Linked DNA regions of Homo sapiens: region 1 is linked to region 2. The links are chromatin contacts, found by POLR2A ChIA-PET in ENCODE. All regions are on one chromosome and are shown on one strand. The core of a region is the stretch at or near the end of the contact, and the rest is flanking DNA. Distances in the headings are between cores, read along the strand shown.

Evidence for each region. ChIA-PET counts read pairs that join two places held with the same protein, here RNA polymerase II (POLR2A).
Region 1: POLR2A ChIA-PET joins it to region 2 with 11 read pairs in BJ. The contact joins two enhancer-like sites. POLR2A ChIA-PET finds 5 or more read pairs at or near these places in 5 of 52 experiments (BJ, H1, T-cell and 2 more).

The regions. Positions count from the first base shown.
Region 1 is chr18:3,174,664-3,181,570 of GRCh38, forward strand. MYOM1 (myomesin 1) reads right to left here. Exons shown (of 38, transcript NM_003803.4): 6 at 1,379-1,471. Among named protein-coding and RNA genes, the nearest start is that of MYOM1, 42 kb to the right of the region's middle. RefSeq lists enhancers at 3,137-3,256, 3,277-3,666. Within about 2 kb of position 4,893, at least 13 of the 41 ENCODE cell types and tissues checked have a DNase peak (open chromatin) inside an H3K27ac peak, as active enhancers do.
Region 2 is chr18:2,878,300-2,885,361 of GRCh38, forward strand. It overlaps EMILIN2 (elastin microfibril interfacer 2), which reads left to right. Exons shown (of 8, transcript NM_032048.3): 3 at 6,665-6,840. Among named protein-coding and RNA genes, the nearest start is that of EMILIN2, 35 kb to the left of the region's middle. Within about 2 kb of position 2,973, at least 14 of the 41 ENCODE cell types and tissues checked have a DNase peak (open chromatin) inside an H3K27ac peak, as active enhancers do.

The sequences.
Region 1 (6,907 bases), core at 3,643-6,142, 300 kb after region 2:
GGTGGGTTTCAGTCTGGGGGCAACCAGGAAATAGGGAAGAGAAAGAAGCAGTCCCTCCGTGTAGATTCCCACAACCTCCCTGAGCCACGTTGGTCTATGTGTTCTAGCTTCAAAGCTCATCTAAGTTATTTACACTTCATTTCCACTAAGGTTCAGGCCATACTTGGAATTTCAGCTCACAGCACACAAGAAGCGCCATTTGGATGTTCTTCTAAGTTATAATACAGAAACTGGAATTCTTATAAAAATGGACCATTAGGGAGAGAATGGTTTCATGGAGAGATGAAGAGGCTAAGGTTTCAAAGCAGGTTGTTTTATGTCTTATCATTACCAGTTTCTCGTGTTCTTCATTGTTTCTCGGGGTTTAGTTTCATTTGTGTAAATTTTTTTTCTTGCTGAAATTTTACAGACATCAATAGAACCCCAGCAAGGCAAACACAGTTGCCCTTCTCATAACTACTTAATTTTGAAAGTAACCACATAGCTCACTGTTGCTTTAGCAGAACCACCCACTGGCAGAACTGACCTGACTTTGGGTCAGGGTCAGTGCCTGGCAAATGGCACAGGGTCCTAGCATCATTTGGCCAACTCCTCTGATCTGAGGAGAAGGCTATAAGTCTCCTGAGAATGAATGGTATAAATTTCACCTTGACACTTAGGCACATCATGGTTTTATCTAAACTGAAAATTCTGGGAACTTGTTTAGCTTTTCATTGACCTAATTAGGTTTGAATTTCAAAATCATCTTGGGAGGCAAAATAAACATTTGGGAACTTAGGAATTTTGATGTAGGTTTCGTTTTCAAATTTTGCTTTGGATTTTACTTTAAGCTCAAACATCTCAATGTCTAGCCTGCTTCACATACACAGATTGACAGAGTGCATACTTTCCCATGGTTCCTGGCAAGCTGAAGGAAAGAACATTATCTCCAAGTTTAGCCCACATTCAATGCCACCTACCCGGATCTCCATGGCCTTTAGTTATTAAAAACAAGAGACTGTGATGATGATATTGATTTGGGACTCTGAAATGATTACTGAATATAAATGCCTCTTTATGCAACATATTTTTCTTACTTACATCTAAGAAAAATTCCCAAGTATATAAAAAGATAAATAAAAACATGCAAATTGGTTTTTTTCTCATCATCTTTGACCGAATCCAAATATAAAATCACTTTGGGAGGTAGTGTGGGTATGGTAAGGATCAGTCATACATATCACTTTCAGGTGTGCACCCAGAGAAGCACCGTATACGAATGTCCCTCAGTGTGATCACACAGCATTGGGATGAAGTGGGGAGAGTGGCTGTTAACTGCAGGGGTGAGAAGCCTCCCTGAGCAATGGTGAGCAACACATGGACACTAATGTTCTCTTACCCATTAATCTCCAGAGTGTGCATCCCATATCGACTCTCAATAATATACTTTCCAGGGTTTGCATGGACATTTATTGGCACCTGGTTTTTATACCTATAACAGAATGGAAACAAAATGAAGTAAGTTGAAGTGTAAACAACTTCATGATTAAACACACACACAATTCTTGTTCTTGCAGGAACATCTGTAAACAGGGCACTGAGGGTAGCAGCAGCATCGATTAAATAAATGTAAATCATATTGGCTTACGTGAAGTGCACCAGCAATACATCACACTTCTTGATGAAGTGCTTTCCCCTCCTCTATAAACTTACATGAAAAATGTTGACGATTCACAGCAATATGGCTGAATATCATGTAACATAGTTACCGAAAAAAGCCAGTTACAAAACAGTGCACAGCAGAATGATTGCTTTTATATAGAATACAAAAACAAAAAACTAATTAATGCTACTAGAAATCAGTAGTGTGTTGGGACGCAAGAAGGAGGCTTCTTGGGTGTCAATAATGTTTATTGATTTGGGTGTCAGTTACATGGGTGTGTGCAATCTACAAAAATTCACTAAAGCAATTCATTTGTAAAAGTGTGCAGTCTTTGGGAAGCCGAGGCGGGCAAATCACTTGAGGTCAGGAGTTTGAGACCAGCCTGGCCAACGTGGTGAAATACCATCTCTACTAGTAATACTAAAAATTAGCCAGGCATGGTAGCACACACCTGTAATCCCAGCTACTCAGGAGGCTCAGGCACAAGAATTGTTTGAACCCAGGAGGCGGAGGTTGCAGTGAGCTGAGATTGTGCCACTGCACTCCAGCCTGGGCGACGGAGTGAGACTCCATCTCGAAAAAAAAAAATTTGCAGTATATAATATGCACACTTTTTGTGTGCATGTTATATTATAATTTAAAAGGTTTTAGGCCAGGCATGGTGGCTTATGCATGTAATTCCTGTAATCCCAGCACTTTGGGAGGCTGAAGTGGAAGAATCACTTGAGGCCAGGAGTTTGTGACCAGCCTGGGCAATAAGCAAGACCCTGAATCTACAAAAACTACAAAAAATTAGCTGAGTGTAAACCTGTAGTCCCAACTACTTTGGAGGCTGCAGTGGGAGAATAGCTTGAGCCTGAGAGGCTGAGGCTGCAGTGAGCTATGATCGCACCACTGCACTCCAGCCTGGGCAACAGAGTGAGACCGTGTCTTAAAATAAATAAAACAAACAAACAAATAAGCTTTTTAAAAATAAATAAAACAAATAAATACATAAATAAGCTTTTTAAAAAGTTGACCACTATTGATGTAACAGAGAGGAAGGCTTTCTGTTGGGGGTTTTATTGCTGGCTATCTGTGTAGGATGAGAGCAAAACATTCTTCCTGCTAACATTCTTGCATGTTGTTAGAAGCAATATCATTATTATTATTATTATTATTATTATTATTATTATTATTATTTGAGACAGAGTTTCACTCTTGTTGCCCAGGCTGGAGTGCAATGGCATCATCTTGGCTCACTGCAAACTCCACCTCCCGGGTTCAAGTGATTCTCCTGCCTCAGCCTCCCCAGTAGCTGGGATTACAGGCACCGGCCACTACGCCTGGCTAGTTTTTTGTATTTTTAGTACAGATGGGGTTTCACCATGTTGGTCAGGCTGATCTCGAACCCCTGACCTCAGGTCATCCACCTGCCTTGACCTCCCAAAGTGCTGGGATTACAGGTGTGAGCCACTATGCTCGGCCTGCAATATCATTGTATTGAACGATCATTATATTTAAGTGTTTTATTCAATGTCATAAACAAACATGGCTCTTGCCTTGGAAGAATTTATAATATAAATCATGAAAGGAAACTTCTGACAAGTAAGAGCTGAAAGCCTCCCTTTTTCTGACTGTTCCATATCTGGTTAAGCCTCACAGCCCTCGGAGAGTGGACTACGCAGGCGGGCCTCTCCCTGGGACCCTGTCTTCTGGGTCTGTACGTGGCGCCTGGATTCTTCACCACTTCCTCATGTTCTCAGTAGCCAGTGGCTATGGTGCTGGACCAGGCTTTTCTACTTAAACCATTTTCTGCCCAAAAGAGGAACTGGGTTTCACTTGTTTCCCTTTCAGACAGCCCACTTCGCACGCACAGATGACGTCAATAACCCTGATTAACATAGCTGACACAGAGAATTGACTATGAGCCAGGCAATGCTCTAAGCGCTTTATGCATACATTGGTAAGTTCAGTTCTCACAACCACCGTATGAGATAGTGCTGTTTTTAACCTCATTTTCCAGATGAAGAAACCAAGGCATGGGGGTTTCAGGAACTTGCCCAGTCACACAGCCAGGAACAGCAGAGGAGGGATTTGAACCGGCAGCCTGGCTGCTGACCCACATGATGCTTCCATTTTCCAATTGTTCTGTCTGCATTTCATTTCTTCAGACTTGTGGACACGATCATAAGGAGGTTTGGGAGTAGGGAACATGATGGAAAGGGAGAGGAAGGAAGAATACTGGCTTCAGTCAGCTCCTTCCTTTCCCCAGCTCTCTCTCTCACATACACATACACCCCTCCGTCCCTAAAGCACGTTATTCATTTTCTACACTTAAAACAAACAAACACTCTCCTCCATATAACAGAACCCGAACTCATCCTTCAAGATTCAGATCAAATGCAACTTCTTCAATAAACTCTTCCCTAAAATATGACACAGTATGAATCGTTCCTGCCTCTCTGCATCAGGGTTCCTTGCTTCAAGTTACTAAATATAACATTTATCAAAATTATGGTTGGATATGTGTCTCTTCTATTATGTTGCCAAACCTTTGAGGTTGGGATTGTGTCTGATCCACATTTACTTTTTTTTTTTGAGACAGTGTCTCGCTCTGTCTCCCATGCTGGAGTGCAATGGTGTGATTATAGCTCCCTGCAACCTCCACCTCCCAGGCTCGAGCAATCTTCCCACCTCAGACTACCAAGTAGCTGGGACTACAAGTGTGCACCACCACACTCAGCTAATTTTTTCTATTTTTTGTAGAGACAGGCTCTTGCTATGTTGCCTATGCTGGTCTTAAACTCCTGGGCTCAAGCAATCCTCCCACCTCGGCCTCCCAAAATGCTAGGATTACAGCCATGAGCCACTGTGCCTGGCCTGATCCACATTTACTTCTATTCCTACTCCTGAGGAAGAATGAGTCATGGGCAAACAGCAGGCGCTCAGAATTGGTTAAATTTGGTTGAACAGAATTAGCACGTAATGCAATAGATTAATTGTAGCTTCATAATTTTTTGTCTGAGAGAACAGAGTTCTGACAAGCATATATGTCATGATATGGATGATTTTATTTTAAATAAATAGCGATGAGGTCTCACTATGTTGCTCAAGTTGGTCTCAAATTCCTGGGCTCAAGCGATCCCCCTGCCTCAGCCTCCCAAAGTTGGATGATTTTAAATAAATGCACACGAAGAAAGTAAGTTGACAGTCTCAGTTCCCTCAGATGTGAAATGGAGAGGGTGGGACTGGCTTAAGAATCGCAGCTGTGTGGCAGGTGCAGCAACATAACCTTCTCCAAACACAGAAGACCCTGCAAGTTGATGCAGTGCTATTTCCTGCCAGCAGCTTCAGACAGCTGTCTCAACATGGCTCGAGCAGACAGGACTATCTGATCAGAGATGGCCTGGAAAAAGAAATCCACTGGCCACTTCTAATCTCCCGCATTCCCCGTTTAGATGAAGTACAGGGTAGAACATGTTAATTGGCATGCTCTTCTTCTATAATTGGTTTAGGTAATTTCACACTGGACTCAAGCTCACTCTGGCTCTGCTCTTTCTTGTGCTGGAGGGTTTTCAGTGGTTCCTCTTTGCCTAAGAAAAGCGCTGTGATACCAACGGCTGTGACATGTGCTGTTTGACCAAATGACTCAGTGACACTCAATTCGGCTTCGGATCAAAAGTATTGCTCATATCTCTATAAAATTTTCATTACAAAGTATTCTGCAGGTCAGCAGTGGCAGTTCATGCCTGTAATCCCAGAACTTTGGGAGGCTGAAGCAGGAGGATCGTTTGAGGCCAGGAGTTCGAGACCAGCTGGGTAACATGGCAAGACTCCATGACTGTAAAAAATGAATTTTTAAAAATAAAATAAAAAACTATTTTGCAGCTCCCATAGTTGCTTCACCATCCTTTCTTTCCATTACTACTCAATTTAGCACCCTAATACCTTTTCCCCAGCTAACAACTTTTCTATTATCACCACATGGCAAGAGAAATGGGTTTAAAATACACACACACCACACATCACTTTGACTGCAGAGCTTGTAGTCTTTTCTCTGGAGCTCCAGATACCAATGTGAGAAATTCTTCATTTAAAGCGGTGGTCAAGGATTAAGTCAGAAAGGTATTTGATTCTATTCTCCAAAGAATTCCACCCAGTGAGGCATTTAGGTTTGCAGTCACTTGAGACTGGCTATCTTTAGCTTTAAGTCAGGGAAGAAAAGAAGGATTTGGGGCCTGTTCTGTATATACTTCACAGCTTGTTATTTCTAGAACATGAAATTCCAAGCTGAGTAGTCATCGGCTAATTTTGGAGGTTAATCCACACCCTGGGATTACATATCAAAAGCTTTCTTAAATCCCTGTGAATATTCAGATGTATACTATCTCCCTTATCATTTTTATGTAATGTCTATGAATTGCTAATGAGCTTTCAGTATACTATAAGTTTTTCCAGTGACATTTCCTTTATGTGTGTAAAACACACAATTCTCCCAGACAAATGTCAGTTTGGATGTTGGGCCGAGTTTATAGTATGGGGTCACAGTAAAAGCTCTTTGGCAGTGTAAAGCATGATCAAGCAAAAGACTTCACAAAAATTATTTTCTACCCACAAATAATGCACACCGAGATGATCTTTTTTTTTTTTTTTGAGACGGAGTCTTACTTACTCTGTCACCCAGGCTGAAGAGCAGTGGCACGATCTGTGCTCACTGCAACCTCCGCCTTCCGGGTTCAAGTGGTTCCCCTGCCTCAGCCTCCCAAGTAGCTGGGACTATAGGAGCGTGCCACCACGTCCAGCTACTTTTTGTATTTTTAGTAGACATGGGCTTTCACCATGTTGGCCAGGCTGGTCTCAAACTCCTGACCTCAGGTGATCTGCCTGCTTCGGCCCCCAAAGTGCTGGGATTACAGGCATGAACCACCACGCCCGGCCAAAGATGATCTTTAATATACTGAATCTCACCACAAATGAGATTGCTGCTTATAATCCAACCTGTTTTGAGTAAATCACTCTAGACCCACTTTAAAAACTATCTGAGAGAGATTGAGAGAGAGAGAGAGATCCCATTGGGATAGATTTTGGAATTAAGTAAATAAGAAAAATCCAAAGTAAAACTCCAAATCCTTATGTTGGAAAACTGTTGTAAATTGTAAATAATTTGTGTTAACCATTTTAAATATAAGCTGTTTTTTCTATGATAATATGGTAGTAACTGCTAAATTTGAATATGTGATTAATAATTCTAATCTTGAAAATAAACTCAATGCATGATTCTAT
Region 2 (7,062 bases), core at 1,723-4,222:
GCCAACATGGCAAGACCCTGTCTCTACTAAAAATACAAAATTTAGCCAGGTGTGGTGGCAGGTGCCTGTAATCTTAGCTATTTGCGAGATTGAGGCAGGAGAATCACTTGAACCCTGGAGGTGGAGGTTGCAGTGAGCCGAGATCACGCCACTGCACTCCAGCCTGGGCAACAGAGTGAGACTCTGTCTCAAGGAAGGAAAAAAAAAAAAGAGGCTAAATTTCATGTTATGTGTATTTTACCAAAACTTGAAAAGAATGAATTACTGTGGCTGGAATGAACTGCTCTGTGGAAACTTAGTGCAGTAGCGGATTCCGGGTAACCCAACCCAGTCTGCCCTGTGTGAGAATTGGAGTCTTCTGGCAATGCTCATTTTCCTTCTTTGGGGCAGGCAGTTCTTCCCCCCTGCCTGGCTAGGGTACTTCCTACCATCCCTGGGGAAACACCTCCTTTCTGGTTTCTTCCTCCATCCTCCCGGCTCCGTTCCAGTCAATACTGTGTTCCCACACACATGAATGGAGCAAGAAGAGCTGGCTCCAGGCCTCTGGGGGCAACCAATGACTGGAAGGAGAGGGATTTACTAAAAGTCGGCTCTCCAGAGAAATCCCATTAAGCGAGTGTCCCCAAGGGGGCAACGGGTTTTGGTTCTGTGCAGTTTTAGTAGCCTGTGTCAAAATAAAACCCAGGTCAGTGCTGTAAACACAAGGCAAGGAGCCTTGCCTTGTGGAGCAGCTGGCGAGATGGTCCCCTGGGATGATTCCCTCTGGGACATGTGGGTATTTTCAGGGAAGATTCCATTCGTAGGTCTGGAATGGATGTCGGGGGAGAGAGAAGATGGGTTGATGGGGGTTAGGGATCAAGACGTGAACAGATGCGCGCCTGCTGCTGATTACTCAACAGTCTCATGAATCCCCAGCGCAGCCCTGTCAGGTAGAATATTCTGCGATGATGGAGATGTTCACGCTGCCCAACACTGCAAGTGCGGCCACTGGCATTTGTGCTGTTAAGTCTGTGAAATACACTAGTTTGACTGAGGAACAAAATGTTCAATCTTAATTGGTTTAAATGTTAACAGCCATGCCAGGCGCAGTAGCTCATGCTTGTAATCCCAGCCCTTTGGGAGGCCAAGGCGGGCGGATCACCTGAGGTTGGGAGTTCGAGACCAGCCTGACCAACATGGAGAAACCCGGTCTCTAAGAAAAATACAAAAAAATTAGCCAGGCGTGGTGGCACATGCCTGTAATCCCAGCTACTAGGGAGGCTGAGGCAGGAGAATCGCTTGAGCCCAGGAGGCAGAGGTTGCAGTGAGCCAAGATCGCACCACTGCACTCCAGCCTGAGCGACAGAGAGAGACTCCGTCCTCCCTGCCCCCAACACCCCCCCCAAAAAAAGAAAGTTAAGTATATTAATTTGATTGATTTATTTTTTGAGGTATGGTCTCTGTCGCCCAGGCTGGAGTGCAATGGGTGTGATCATGGCTCACTGCAGTCTCAAATTCAAGGGCTCATATGATCCTCCTGCGTCAGCCTCCCAAGTAGCTGGGATAAGAGGTGTGCATCACCATGCGTGGCTAACTTTTAAAGATTTTTAGTAGAGATGAGGTTTTGCTATGTTGCCCAGGCTGTTCTCGAACTCCTGAGCTCAGCAATCCTCAGTCCTTGGCCTCCCAGAGTGCTAGGATTGCAGGCATGAGCCACTGTGCCCAGCCTAGTATATTAATTTTTAAAAATGGGATGTTATAGTGAACAAAACCAACAGGAATTCTATCCTCATGGGGCTTACAGTCTGGCAGGGAGGACAAACACGGAGTAAGCAAACACAAGTGTGAACTGAGGCGTGTTATGAAGGAGGTCTCAACTTGAGTCAGTAGAAGGAGTCTTTGTGGGGGTGACATCAAGTGGAGGTACTGTCATTTTGTTTTAACAGGGACACTTCCAGTCATATGGTCCCTGGACGCTGACACAACTTTTCCAGGACTTTTTTTTTTGACACCTTCCTTCTCATTAGAATCTCCTGGGCCAGTCTAGTGTCTTGACACGGTTGCTGAACCCATTAAAATGGGAAACCCTTGTTTTCACCTCCGAAAAGGGTTTTAGAGGAAGAGGCGGGCAAAGGAGACTTGGCTGGAATGGGGGAGAGTTCACAGGGGCGAGGCGGCAGGGCGACAGGCCCAGGGTTACAGCCCCAAGGGCCGCCCCCGCCCATACCCAAGGCACCTGTGGACGGGGCTCTCCAGAGGGCTGGGGCACCATCACAGTCACAGCCGAGGCTGGGAAGGGAGCCAGGGCTGCAGCCGAGTCCGCCCCTCCAGCGCTGCGCAGCCCCGCCGCCTTAACTTTTCCTCTGGCTGCGGGTCCCTCGGCTTGGCCACCCCCACACTGCAGTTAGTTGACTGATTCTGTATCGAGTGAGCATCTCCCGTGTGCTCACAGCCCGGGGCCCCTGGGGATGCTTGGGCCGCCTGTCTCTGTTTCATGTCCCCTGCCTGGTCCTCTTAGGAGGGTGGCCGATTCCCTGAAGGGAGGAAGTGGGTCCTGGGTCTGGGGCTTTTCCACTTTGGCTGCACTTGACAACGACTTGGGGACTTTTAGAAAGGTACGAGCACCCTCCACCAATTAAGGTATAATTTTGCTGAAAATTCCTTGGCATTTTCTAAAGCTCACTAGCTATTTTCCTGCAGTGCCTTGGGTGATGAAGAGGGTGACCCAGAATCCTCCTTTGTTGCTCCCCATCCTCTAGGAAAGCTTCTAGCTGGCTACTGTCTTAGTGGGAACCCCTTTCTGCTGGGAAAATCCCAGTAGGGATTTGGGATTGGACAACCCTTTCATCTCCACCTCCCCCTGAGCTCCCAACTGAGCCCGAGGGCTGACTAGCAGGGCCCAAGGCCACCTCTGAGATCCAGCTTTGTCATCGTCATGCGACATCCCTAGGGAGCTTTCTCACCGCAGGAGGTGGCTGCTGATGGATTCCAACTGTTGATGCCAGCCAGGAAGTCCTCTTCCCCATGCTAGACTTGAAAACTTGTCAGGAGCGCCTCAACCTGAACTCCCTTGGCCAGAAACTCAACAGCAGGCAGATTAGACGCGGAGCAGGAGTGGGGAACATGTGTAGAGTGGGAGGGGTGGGGGCTCCAGGCTCCAGGGAACTTTCCTACATTAGGAGCTGGGGAGCTGGCCCCAAAATAAAATTGCCTTGAAAGAAAAGAACAAAGTGTGTTGGCACAGCAAGGCCTTTCTTCCGCTCTGGGGCATGACAGAGGTCACAGCCCGCTGCTGGGCTGGAGTGGGGGCCGTTCCTCTTCAATGGGCACAGGAGTGTGCTCTGCCTGGCCTGGCTCAGCCTCCTCTGAGACAGCTTCATGCAGGCCTGGGCCGTCATCTCCTGGCCGATGAACAAAACCCGAGAGCAAACACATTTCACATTCAGTCTGAATGCTCAGAGGAACCACGTTTTTCTGAGATTACACATTCTTCCAGCATTATGCTCTACTTGAGAACGCAAAACAATCCAGCGCAATGATGCTTTCTTCCCTTTTTACATTTTCAAGGACCACACAGAGGACTCCTGCTAGGTGGTGGTGGGGACCGAGGGCTGGTGTGTACCTGGCCACGGGTGGGATGCTCAGGAATGGGTTGGCCGAAGTGGGGGTTGCCTACCTTCTTACCCAGCCCTTAGGGCCTTCTGGAACATCTCCAGGTGGGGCCGCTTCCTCCAATGTAAGGCATCGCCTGAGAGAACGGCTGTGTGGGGTGCAGGGAGGAGGCTTGGGTTTAACGGCCCTGCCCCTTCCGGGCTGTTTGAACTTGGATAAGTCGCTTAACCCCATGAGCCTCTGTTTTCTCACTTGTGAAAAGGGGAAAATGTATAGTAGGGCCTTGGTGGAGGTGGACAGCAATGAGAGAAGGAAGAGCCTGGAAGGTCTTTCCTCTCCTCATCCTCCCAACTGCCCGAGCAGCCCTTGTTTTTCCATTTTACTACCAGGCTTCCTCTTCAGTTTTCCTTGGAAAAGGCTCTCTGGAGCTTTCTAACATCTGCATGCCTGGCTGCCACCCCAGACCCCTTAAATCAAAACCTCTGAGGGTGAGACCCAGGCGTGGGTATTTTTTCACAGTTTCCTGGGTGATTCTGATGGCTCAGGCTAAGAACCACTGCCCTAAAGATCAAGGCAAACAGGCCGGGTGTGGTGGCTCATGCCTGTAATCCCAGCACTTTGAGGTTGGGGGATCACTTGAGGCCATGGGCTCGAGACCAGCCTGGGCAACATAGTGAGACCCTATCTCTTAAAAAAATTTTTTTAAATTGGCTGGGCACAGTGGCTCACACCTGTAATCCCAGCACTTTGGGGGCTAAAGGGTGGGTAGATCACCTGAGGTCAGGAGTTCAAGACCAGCCCAGCCAACATGGTGAAACTATGTCTCTACTAAAAATACAAAAAATAACCAGGCATGGTGGTGGGTGCCTGTAATCCCAGCTACTTGGGAGGCTGAGGCAGGCGAATCGCTTGAACCCGGGAGGCAGAGGTTGCAGTGAGCCGAGATCGCGCCATTGTACTCCAGCCTGGGCAACGAGAGTGAAACATCATCTCAAAAAAAAAAAAATATGACCCAGGCATGGTGCCTGTAATCTCAGCATTTTGGGAGGCCGAGGTGGAGGATCACTTGAGCCCAGGAGTTTGAGGTTGCAGTGTACCATGATTGTACCACTGCACTCCAGCCTGGGCGACCAAGTGATACTTATCTCTACAAAACAAAAAACACAACAAAAACCAAAGGAAACAGGGACAGTGGAAGGTGCTAGGAGGTCTAATGGGCTTGGCGGGTCCTAGCTGTCGGCAGGGCCCTCTTGGGATTCTGCAGGGTGCCTAGCCAGTCCCAGCGGGGTGGATCCTATACCCAGAGTGTAATTGTCAGTGTGTGACCCTCGGGGAGGATGTCAAAGGTCCAGCACATGATTTGTGCTTTCCTCAGGGAGGTAACTTTGAAGTCCACCTGCCACAGGGCTGGTGCTTGGGAGGGAGTTGCTTTGCTGGGTAACCCCGCTGCTGCTATTGTCCCGCCTCCCCCCATGGGCAGCTCTCAGCAACCCTGAAAAAGTGACACTCAGCCTATTGCTTTCTGGGAATTGGCTCAAGAAGAAGGCCAGCTGCTGGTGCTGGTGTAAGAAATGAAGAGGAGCTGAAGAGCTTCAAGAGAGATGATTTGCAAGGCAGGAAATCACAATTGGGCTGAAGTAGGGAGGCCCCATCCTGTGTGGCTGTGGCTTTTGCCTGTGCTGTGAGCAGGGGCCGCTGCGGGGGCTGAACTCCTGGCTCCTTCCCTGGTGAGCCCGGGACTGCAGGGCTGTCAAAGTCTGTTGTGGGCCCAGGCCCGGCCTTGAGTCTGGAGGACTTTCCAGCTCACTGCAAAGCTCTCTGTGTGATATTCCAGGGCATGAGGGGATGTGCACTGTCAACAGGACTTTTTGAGTGCTTCCAATTCTGCTTCCTGATTTCTGTCATTGACAGTATGAACCAGGGCATCTTTGTAAAAAGTGGACACAAATAGTGTGAGCTGCCATCTGCAAAAGCTGGTGGCTACCTTTGCTAGCATCAGGAAAGGGAGGTGCAGCGGTAAACACACAGACATGATGGAGAGCAGGGTGCCAGGGATGTTTCTTTCTTTCTTTTTATTTTTTTTGAGTTGGAGTCTTGCTCTGTCACCCAGGCTGGAGTGCAGTGGCGCGATCTCGGCTCACTGCAAGCTCCACCTCCCGGGTTCACGCCATTCTCCTGCCTCAGCCTCCCAAGGAGCTGGGACTACAGGCGCACGCCATCACGCCCGGCTAATGTTTTTGTATTTTTAGTAGAGACGGGGTTTCACCGTGTTAGCCAGGATGGTCTCGATCTCCTGACCTCGTGATCCGCCTGCCTCGGCCTCCCAAAGTGCTCAGATTACAGGCGTGAGCCACCGCGCCCAGCCTCTTTTTCTTTTTTTTGAGACAGTCTCGCTGTGTCTCCCAGGCTGGAGTGCAATGGCGTGATCTCAGCTCACTGCAACCTCCGCCTTCTGGATTCAAACAATTCTCGTGCCTCAGCGGTAGCTGGGACTACAGGCATGCGCCACAACACCTGGCTAAGTTTCGTATTTTTTGTAGAGACTAGATTTCACCATGTTAGCCAGGCTAGTCTCGAACTCCTGGCCTCAAGTGATCTGCTGGCCTCAGCCTCCCAAAGTGCTGGGATTACAGGCATGAGCCACTGTGCCCGGCCAGGAATATTTCTTTAAAACACAAAACAAAACAATCTCTAGTGACACCTGAAACAAATCCCCACAAACTGAATTGTAGAACAGAAGTTTGGTGAAACAAAAGCTCAGTTTGGGGGCTGAAAAGTATCCTTCTCAAATGGGAGTCTTGGTGGAGATTTTCTAAGCTGTGTGTTCCCCTTGCTGGGAAACGGGTGCTCAGGGCAGGTGGAGGATTGGGGAGCCCCTGCCTTCCTGAGGCTGATCTGAGTTAGGCTGAACCCCCCAGTCAGATCTGGACTGAGGAGACCAACATCCCCTCTGGGCCAGCCTGGAGAGCAGGCAGGGTCCTGCATGCCCTGAGTCCTCTTTATTTGGGTCTAGCGCCGGAAGTTGCTTGTAACGGCAGCCAGTAAAGAGAGATGCCATCCCTTCTGTCCACAGGTATCGAGTGAACTTCAGACCTAGATATGTCACTAGGTATAAGACAGTGACACAGTTGGAATGGAGGTGCTGTCCTGGCTTTAGAGGGGGAGATTGCCAAGAAGGTCCCAAAGACCCCGTGAAGACCCTCCGCCCCACGCCGGCTCGGCCTCGAAACAGCTTGAAGAAAGCCACAGGTAACTTCTTATTTGTGCTATTATGTATGGCCACCTTTAATATTTCCGGTGCTCCTTCAAACAACAGGATTTGTGCTTTACAATGGTGAGCTTTGAATGGCCTTCGAATAACACACATAGATACCTGCAGTAGCCACATGTGACAAATTTATTCTCAGGAGCAGTAGCAATTGTAAGACAAACTTCCTTGCAAGTAAATTGCTTTGCTAGGGCCAGCTTGTT